Linked DNA regions of Mus musculus: region 2 is linked to region 1. The links are chromatin contacts, found by Hi-C or POLR2A ChIA-PET in ENCODE. All regions are on one chromosome and are shown on one strand. The core of a region is the stretch at or near the end of the contact, and the rest is flanking DNA. Distances in the headings are between cores, read along the strand shown. Region 1 holds the start of Pdk2 (pyruvate dehydrogenase kinase, isoenzyme 2). Region 2 holds the start of Itga3 (integrin alpha 3).

Region 1 (5,043 bases), core at 1,522-4,021:
GAGGGAGGGAGGGGAGTTGAGAACAGACCTGACGCACCCCCAGCTGATCTCAAATTATGTGGATCAGGATGGTCTTGAACTCATCCTCTCCCGTGATAGGGTATCAGGTTTCTTGAACTCATCCTCTCCCGTGCTAGGTCCATCATCAGGTTTGACCCAAGCTGACTTTAGGAAGGGAGAGAGGGGGCAGGGGGAGGAAGAGAGGTCCCATCCAATTGGCCTGGCCCTTGAAAGTACACCCTCTGTGCTACCCGCCACCTCTAATTGTTAGGCTGGTCGATGTCTAGCGATCCTCCCTCACAGACCTGAAGCCTCTCTGCCAACCTCACTTCCTTTCTTCTGTCTGTCTGCTCTACTACATGCCAGGCTGTGTGTTCAGCACTGCAAATAAAGCAACGACTAGGTCAGACACAACCCGTGTCCTCCTTAAACTAAAGTCCAGTGGGGAAGACCCACGAATCAGCAGTTAGCCCACTTTGTGAGAAGCTCTCATGTCATCCTAAGATCAGGAGAGGCACGTAGGGAGCCCAGCCCAGCCCAGGAGCTCAGCAAAAGGACATGGCTAAGCAGCCAAGACCTGAAGAATAGGTACAGGAGGTTGAGAAGAACGATCCAGAACCCCACCCCCACCCCACCACCTCTCCAAGTAAAAAGAGATAGCATTGTCAGTGGTTTAAAGATTAGAGGCTGGGGCAAGGCGGCAGGTAGATGGAGTTGGGAGTTGTTGAGCCTGGCAATCTGAAAAGATGAAGCTAAGGAATGGAGCCAAAGTGGATACTGGGATAACTGGAAAGGCTCCAGTAAGAGGTGGAAAGGTGGACCAGGAGAAATGGCTCAGCAGTTAAGAGTACTTACTGTGTGTGCTTTTGCACAGGCCCTGGGCTGCGTTCCCAGCATCTACACCAGCTTCGTAACCGCCTGTAACTCCAATTCCAGGCAAGCAGATGCCCTCCAGCCCCACAGACACCTATGTGCTGTGGTATGCAAAAACTCACTTGGGTGCACACACATACAGATTATAAATAGATCCTTTAAAAAATTTTTTTTGGGTTTTTTTTTGTTTTGTTTTTTGTTTTTTTTTTTAAAGACAGGGTTTCTCTGTGTAGCCCTGGCTGTCCTGGAACTCATTCTGTAGACCAGACTGGCCTTAGACTCTGAGATCCTCCTGCCTCTGCCTGGGATTAAAGGTATACACCGATACTTTTTTTTTTTTCAAGTGAAAAGGCTCTGTGTGTTGGAACCAACCAGGCCAGATTTGTAGTTGAGAATGCTTGCTAATTCTGTTTTCCTGCCTATAAAATGGAGGAAACGATATAATAATCCAGCAAGCAGTGCCTGGCCCACAGCATTACGCTTTCCAAGGTGAACTCTTGTTTTGTGTTGGCTACAGTTAAACTGTTATAACTTGCAGTGTGTGTGTGTGTGGGGTGGGGGGGTTGAGGATCAAACCCATAGTCTTGCATATTCTAGGAAAACACTCTATTACTGAGTTACTACCAGCTCAAACCCACCTTCTCTACCTTTTGGAGAAAAGATCTTACTAAATTACCCAGGCTGGACTTAAACTCACACTGCCTCAGGTGGGCCTTGGACAGATCTCCTCCTGCCTCAGCCTCCAAGAGGAGCACCAGGACTTCCTAAAGGCCAAACCTCAATCCTGTCTGTGCTTCACAGGGCCATAGTAAAGGCCGGGAAACCACTGGATAATCAATAGTAATGAACCTAGGAAGGCCCAGAGAGTGGGGCACATACCAAGTTTTACCAAAAGAGGGCGCATGACATTTCTCAGGGAAGAGGCAGGGAACTGCTAGGAAGACTGGGCTGGGCTCCCAAGCCGCTAACCACTAAGATGCCTTAGCTCCTGGGGACTCGCAATAAGGAAGCCAGCGGCACAGACAGTTGCTCGTCTCGGGTTAGGTGCACAGAAGGTTACCTTCTTAGGTGGTTGTGCAAGACGCGCAAGGTTTTATGCTCAGTCAAATGAGCGAGGTAATAATAAAATGGAACTTAACTAAAATTAGCACTGACCATAGCTCCTGCTCCCGCCTCTGCCAGTCCTAAGGGGGTTTGGCTCTGGCTGTTTTTGTTGTTGTTTTCCAAGTACCAGAGATCAATACAGGGCTTCATGCATACTGAGCAAGTGCCATGCCTTCTGAGCTACATTCCCACCCTGATATCGGATCTTTTTCGAAAGAGAGAGAGAGAGAGAGAGAGAGACCTTTTCTTGGGCTTTTTGGATATTTATGGAAGTCAGCGGGTTGCACGCATATAGGATAGCTTAGTATAAGCTCGCATACTGGTTTCGGATTTTGCAAGTGTTCATTCTGGGTCCATCATAGGAGTGAGAAACCACTGTGAGCCCCTATAGCAGAGCAGGTAAGCAGGTTGTCAGGTCAAACAGGTGCCTTTAGGAAAGGGACAGGGCAGGGAAGGGAGGTTTTAAAGAAGGAGACAGGGGAAAGAACCAGGGAAAGTAGAACGTCAAACGAAGGGTTAGCGGGACTCTGGGGAAGAAAGGGTTAACTCGGGGCTGGCCCCCAAGAAGTGTAGTTGGCGACAGGAGGCGGGACTTGAGCACAGCCCAGGAAAACAACAGGCCGTCTCCAGCACCTTCACGGTTAAGGAGGTGGGCCTCGAGGAGAGCCACGTGTCGAAGCGCAAGGCTATTGGTTCTCCCAGAGTTGTTTGTGCGCGCCCATTGGCGACGTCGGGGCGCCGGGACAAGCCGATTGGCTAGGCGTTGGAGGCATCGCCAGGGCAAGGGTAGGGAGGAGGCGGCCGAAGCCCGTCTCCCGGCTAAGCTGGGCCGAGCTGACGGCCGGTGCCAGCGCCTCCAGCCCCGGGACAGCAGCGAGATCCAAGCCCGAGCCGCAGGCGCCGTCGCCATGCGCTGGGTCCGGGCGCTGTTGAAGAATGCGTCCCTGGCAGGGGCACCCAAGTACATCGAGCACTTCAGCAAGTTCTCCCCGTCCCCGTTGTCCATGAAGCAGTTTCTAGACTTCGGTACGGAGTCGGCGTAGGCGGGCACCGGGGGCTGTGGGCGCGGGGAAGGAGACCCTGGCAATGAGAGGTTAACATCGGAGGAAGAGGTCCTGGGTGGTAGGAGGGTTGGCTTGGAAGAGTATGGACAGGAATGGGTAAACGGCGAGGCCAACCTGGCTGCCCACAAAGAGTTAAGAGTGCCCCCTTCACAGTTAACTAAGAATGGGGGCGCGGAGAAAGCGTTGCGAGGGATCGTGGAGAGTAAGAGACAGTGAGGGCATAGGACCCTATCCAGACATGATAGAGTTAGTGGGAGATCCCGGCCACTGAGAGTGGGCAGCCAAGAGTAAACAGGAGACGTGCTGTTGGAGTGCTAAGGAGATTCAGCCATCTGGAAGACCTGTGCTGTGCACGAAGGGCGGGGTACTTCTGAACAGAGCAAGGGAGAAAAGCCAGGGCAGGTGGGAAGGGGGCCCCTTGAAGTAGGAGGTGCTAACAGGGGAACTCCCCTGACTGGTGAGCCTCCACCCACTGCAGCTGCCCACTGGGCAAGGACACTTGAAGATCAAATCTGTTCTGACCTGGCAGCGGTTCCTAGCTGGGCAGAGCCCAACTTACCATGAGGTAGTCAGGTGGCTTTCACCCTCCTATGGCTACCCCTGGGTTTCTGAAGATCACCCACTCGGTGTTCTGAGGGTGGAGGTGGCTTTGGGGCAGGAGAAAGCTTTGCGGAGTGGAGGATGGAGACGTTGTGTGGCCCCCATCTGTCTGCAAGGTATTCCCTGGTGCCAGCTGGTGTAGGGAGTGGACCCAGGTCTCTCAAGAGTTGGCTGTGTCACAGGCAGGAGGACAGGAAGATGGCCGACAGGACTTGGGCACCTGTTTTCCAGGATATGCCTTGTTACTCCCTGTTCAGTTGGAGTTGTGAGCTTTGCTTGTGTAGGAAATCCTCCAGGGCCCACTCCAAGTCCCCGCCAAATGAATGCCACAGCTAGAAGGGACTTGGCCGTAGTTCGGTCCACCTATCTGGGGAAAACTGCTGATGATATACAGTAAGTTACAGAAGCATCGCCTGCTGTTGATCCTAGGTCTCCTGTCTCTAGCTGACACAGCTCATTCCTCTACTGCCTGTTAATCTTGACCCTGGACCAAGGTCCCCATTTGCCTCACAGATGGTCATTAACATGGCCAATTCTACATTGGCATTCATCTGTCTCCTCAGCCTAGATGAGATGGCCTGCCTCAGGGATAATGCTGAGTTCCTACAGTCCTGGGAACCTAGTCCTAGCACCCCATGGAGAAAAGGATTTCTTAGGTGCCTCTGCACCCTGGGCTAGCCCCCTGTGATGAGTGCCCACCTAGAGAGATGGAAAGGAAAGTGAGGTGAATCACGCCAGAACAGTTCAGAGTCAGCCCCGGGAACATCTTGTTTCCCTGGTTAACAAACAGGGTTTTCACTGAGGGTCAGTGGGTGATACACTCTGTTCCTAAATTGACATCCACGTGGTAGGATGTCTGGGGAAAACTCAAGCATCGCAAGGCTAGGAGGGCTACCTTGCTGTGTGCCACAGATAGGTCCCATGGTCATTTCAGCCTGCCCAGTTTCCACATGGGTGACTGTCCCCATGGTTTGCAGCTATTGATTGACCGACCCCTCTGTCATCCTCAGGATCCAGCAATGCCTGCGAGAAGACGTCATTCACTTTCCTCCGGCAGGAGCTGCCCGTTCGCCTGGCCAACATCATGAAAGAGATCAACCTGCTTCCTGACCGAGTGCTGGGCACCCCATCGGTGCAGCTGGTGCAGAGCTGGTGAGGTCCCCCTCACATGCCACCACCCCTCCATCCTCACCGTGTTCCTCTGTTCTTGTGTCAGAAGCTAGGACAGAGGCAAGGCACAGGGGCCCCAAGAGGCTGGAGAGTTAGCCAGGATTTCTTGGACTCCTCAGCCTGAGCAGGGTCAAAGGTCAAGTTCAGTCTGTTTCTCACCATCCCACTTTCCCTGGGGACTTAGTGTCCATTCAAGAAAGCGTAGCTTTCAAAGTCAAGAGCAGAAGTCATG
Region 2 (4,888 bases), core at 900-3,399, 35 kb before region 1:
AAAGTGCTTGCTGTACAAGGCTGATGACCTGAGTTTGACCTCAGAAAGCATGTAAAAGTGGAAGAATCACCTAGCCCATGAGGTTGTCCTGACTTCCATATGCAGACTGAAGCATGTTCTATAGGCTGAGGGAGTGGTCTTTGCTGCCTATGGCTTACATCTCTGGGGGTTTTGGTATGTTTGTTGTTTTCCCCCCTCTGCCCAGAACACTACAATCTACTTTATCTCTTGGGACCGGTTCCATTCCTAAAGCAGACAAGCTTCTTATCGGGAGCTAAACAGCCGGGTAGTAAATATGCATTGGTTTGTACGCAAAGACAGAGGAACAAGGCTAGAAAGGTCATCAGATCTTCTGGTATTTGCAAAGCTAAAGGAAGATAGATTGTTTAGCAGTTACCATTTTAACCAGTTAGGCGGGGCATCTAGAATTTGCCAGGCCAAAAGGGAAGTAGAAAGTAATGGAAGAGGACACTCCCATAGGAGAGGCTCCGGTCACACCAAGTCTCAACAAAATCTGATTTGTCCTAAGGGTTAATCATTAGCATAATGGTTAAGAAGGGTTCTGGGGTTAGATACCGCACTATTAGAATCTTAGCTTTGTGGCTTTAGCCGAATAGCGTAACTTCCTTGAGCCTTGGTGTTCTCATCTTAAAAGCAGAGCTAATTCCCTGATGACTGGTGTAAGGATTTCATAATCGTAGACCCGCGCCTTCCGGTGGCTCACCTCTGCTTTCTCATCTTTCTATTTAACTCCAGGCTCATCTGGGCTGCTCCTGCATCAATGTGGCCACATGGGGCTGCAAAGATCTCAAACTTACTTTATGCAGGGAAAGCTGCTTGCTCCCCCTGGTCCCTCCAGGGCTGTGTCTGATGAAGAGACAGCTCTGCTCCCATATGTAAATAGAGAGACAGGTACAGACCTGGGTTTACATAGTGGTGGCAACGACAAACTGTCAGTAATTGTCATGAGCAAAAGGACATCCTGGTCTCTAAGGGCTGCACCTTTGAGTGTAAGAGATAAGATCAGCTGTGAGGAAATGATTGTACCTTCTAAGGTCACAATGTCTAGATAGGGAATCAGACACAGAATGAGCTGGTTCCTCAAACACCGGAGCAGAATCCCATTGGATGGGCTCATTTTCTGCTTTCCCTTTTCCTTAGACTGGTGGTTGTGTAGATGTGTGTGTATACACATATATACTTGTATACATGTATATTGCCTTGAAAAAGTAGTATTTGTAAAGCAGTTAGCATAGTGCCTGCTGCATGTGCTGTTCTTATTTAATTATAAAAACATGTAGAAAACGATGCTCAGGGAAAATGAGTCTTGTTCTGCATTAGGGGAAATCTGAGTTAGACCAAAACAACATTCCATACACTCTTGGAGTTCCCTAATTCTTCCTCGGATAGTGAGATCTTTGAGTCAAGCCCACCTGTCTCCACCCAGCATCACACCTGTGGGGGCTGAGGTCCCATTCACTGCTTCGAGACAAAGGCTGCCCTTTGCTAATTATTATTTCTGATGGGTTGTCATCACCACCACTAAATATCTGTCTGGCTTTGCGGAGGAGCCGCTTCCAGCAGGGAACAGGATGAGAGGAGGCGGGTGGGCAGGAGAAATACTCCTTCATACATAACATTGAGTGTACTTAGCACGAAGAAGTTAAGTCCGGAGACCCGCAGTCACCTCTTAGGGACTCACATCACTGCGGAGGTCCGCATTCCAGGCAGCCGAACACAGTCGACCGTTCTCCGAAGAGCCAACGCCTGGTTTGTCCAGCGGGGATCGCGGTGCTGGCGGTGCCTTGAACGGCCTTTCCAGTAGCAGCCGCCGCAAGCGCCAAGCAAATCCACCTCTGGCCCCGCCCGTCCAATCCGTCTTGTACCGAAGGCGACGCTCCTAGGAAGAAGCTCTCCGCTGGAAGGGGAAATCCGGGCTTTAAGGGTTCCCGACAGGTGTCTGAGAGAGAGGGCGGAGTCGCGATAGGAGAGATGGAGAGGGAGGGGCGGCGCTGCCCCTTTAAGAGGCGGCGGCCGAGCGGGGACCTTTTCTCTTTCCCCGGAAGGAAAGCGGAGCCCGGACTGGGCGCGCAAGGTGGGGAGGTGCGGGGCTGGGCGGTGGGGAGGCGGGGCGCGCTGGGGAGGATCCCTCCCTCCTGCCCTCCTGGTGATCGAGGGCTTGCCGTTCTAAATCCTCCACCTAGCCGAGGTCCAAAGAGCTAACACCTCCAAGGGGGCGCGGCCGGGACCATCTAGGGTGTGGGGTGCTCGGAGCTCGGAACGGTGACCCGTCCACCGAACCAACGTGAGAGTAGATCCACGGATCTGGAAAACGGATTGGAAAAGCACCCGGAGCAGACGTGAAAGTGACCCGGACTAGGGTAAAAAATTGCCTGACTACCGGTGCAGCGGCTCTGCGGGCTCGGGTGTCCTCTGGTGGCGCCTGGAGCAGGTGAACCGTTCATCACTCCCGGTGCTGAGCCCTCTAGCGATTTCGCCCGGCCCCTTACGGCCCGGCCCGCAGCCATGGGCCCCGGCCCCTGCCGCGTGCCCCGCGCCCCTGGCTGGCTGCTCCGCGCTCTGGCCTTGATGGTGGCGGCTTGCGGCCGGGTCGCCTTCGCCTTCAACCTGGACACCCGATTCCTGGTGGTGAAGGAGGCGGTGAACCCCGGTAGCCTCTTCGGCTACTCGGTCGCCCTCCATCGGCAGACTGAGCGACAACAGCGCTACCTGTAAGTCAGCCTGGCGGCGGTGAGGTGGGGTGCAGAGAGAGGGGTATGTGCGCGGATACCTGACCTAAGCTAAACTGGAGCCCTGGGCCCGCTGACTTCCAGGCCTGCTGCTGCTGGCCTTTCCTTGTGAGCCAGGATTAAGAGGGCGGGTAAGACGGCAGTTCTCCGATTGTGGGGCTTGGCGGCAAGTGGAGGAAGGGGGTGGGGGGAGGGGGGCAGTAATCATGGCAAGTGCTGACCTGGCCAGAACCTGTCTAGACGCGACCGCTCCACATTTCAGACATCTTCGGAAGTAGGGTCTTTGTTGCCCAGCACCCTGAGAATCCAGTACCTAACATTAGCTTCTTTCCCGGGCTAGGAGAACTCTGTATATTAAACACCTATTACATCGCTCTTCCCCTCCTCCTTGAAGAGAACCGAGAATATATGCGTTCAAATCCCTATTAGCCCTCTCATTTAGCCTGTGGCCAGAGCAGCCACGCCCTCTGCAGAACCAGGCTGGACCACACTTCTCAAGGGCTTGGCATTGCAGAGTGAGGTGATGAAGAGGCTGGGCATTCGGAGCTGTCCAGAGACTTCCTCTTGCCCCTAGAGGAACGGACAGTAGAAGACAGAGGAGGCGCTGTCTTCTACTCTGAGGCCAGAGCCCACCCGGAAGCAGTGGGGGTACTCCCACCAGACATCTCCCTGCATTCCACAGATTCATGTTGAATCAGCAGCCCTGAGTGTGTTTGTTTTGGTTTGAAGAGGGGAATGGTGTTTTCTCTTTTCTTCTGCTCTTTGCAACAGCTGCAAGAAGCGGGAAGAGCCCAGCAGAGTGGAGGAGGGGAGGAGATTGCATCCAGCCACCTGCCCCTCCCTGAGCACACTCATGCCCAACGGGTCATGTCCAGGTGTCTGAGGTTTCTCTGCATAGGTTCTGTGTGCTTAGGTTGGCTAGCTGAGGGAAGAGGGTGACCAGAGGTGGTGAAACTGCCCAGGAGGGACAGTGATGATCCATCATATAAGCCCCTCCTACCTTTTTGAGCTGGGTGGTCTGCCAGGCATTTACTCCTGCCCGGCCTCTGACAGTTCCTAAATCAGAAGACACAGTCAAGGTAAAAAGTGTTGAAACCTCTCCCTGCTCTGACTGGGGCCTGTAGAAACTTGAGGAAGTTTGGAATGTTCAAAGTCCAACTCAACGTCAGTCTTTGCCTCTGTCCTGCTGGCCCAGCCCTTGTCCGTACTGCCCACCTGGACTTAGTCTCTACCCTACCTGGCCCCTGCAGAAGAAGGTGGATCCACCACACCCTTCCTGTCCTGGCTGGGCAGATTTAACCTTCTACCTTTCTGAGGCCCTCTGATAATAGTTAGTTGCTACAGCAGTGCTGTTGCCTCCCCCCAGCCCAGTCCAGAGTTCTCAGATGTTCTGTTGTTGAATGTGCATGGCCGGAACTAACACACTAGAAGAGATTCTGCAACATCTCCCGCTCTATTCTGTGACCTTGAGGACGATATGATATTACTTTCTCCGGGGCCGGTTTCCCCCCGGGATGAGCTTATACCTGGATCTGTGTGTTCCCTCTTATCTCTGCTGACCTGTGAGAGGCACCTGACATTGTAGCGAGAAAAGCTGAGTGTTCCAGTTCCTCTGCTGTGTCTCGGCTCTGGTTCCAACACCTGAGCTTTAGTTTCCCCAGCTCTGGAGAACACATCTTCTCAGAGTTAGTAATATTTTAGTGTGATAGTGTGTCTAGAATGGTCCTGGAGTGTCCAGTCCCCCAGCAGACACCAGTAGGCTCTGGGGCTGAGACTGGATAGAGGTGTACTTCTTTCACCTATGAGTCTTACCCAAGTTGGCCATATGGAAGATGTCTGCTTTCCTCTCCTGGCAGCTGCATTGAATGCCGAAGCTCACAGACCTCTGAGGGCAGGTGGTTCTGGTCAGATGGGTCTTCTCTGTCTTGCCCAGATCTGCTTCTGTGTCTTGGCTCTGTCTTCATTTTACTGAGTTCAGCTCTCCGTCCTTTTGGGAGAAGCAGCTGGGATTCGCTATAGCCAGCTGTGTAGCCAGATGTTAACAGCTGCCCCAGTATTCTAAGGAACTAATAGGTCAAACTGCAGCCTCAGATTCTGTCAGTCTCATAGAGTCCTTGGGAGAGTGCAGTGGCTCTCGG

What was found. A loop is a pair of places that touch in the nucleus more often than their neighbours do. ChIA-PET counts read pairs that join two places held with the same protein, here RNA polymerase II (POLR2A).
Region 2: POLR2A ChIA-PET joins it to region 1 with 15 read pairs in Patski. The contact joins the promoter of Itga3 here to the promoter of Pdk2 in region 1. A Hi-C loop is called at or near these places in 4 of 37 maps with a recorded cell type or tissue (gastrocnemius and heart). POLR2A ChIA-PET finds 5 or more read pairs at or near these places in 3 of 5 experiments (Patski and embryonic stem cell).

What each region holds. Positions count from the first base shown.
Region 1 is chr11:95,039,099-95,044,141 of GRCm38, reverse strand. It overlaps Pdk2 (pyruvate dehydrogenase kinase, isoenzyme 2), which reads left to right and starts at 2,771. Exons shown (of 11, transcript NM_133667.2): 1 at 2,771-3,003; 2 at 4,652-4,793. The coding sequence starts at 2,886.
Region 2 is chr11:95,073,975-95,078,862 of GRCm38, reverse strand. Itga3 (integrin alpha 3) reads left to right here and starts at 2,149. Exons shown (of 26, transcript NM_013565.3): 1 at 2,149-2,732. The coding sequence starts at 2,527.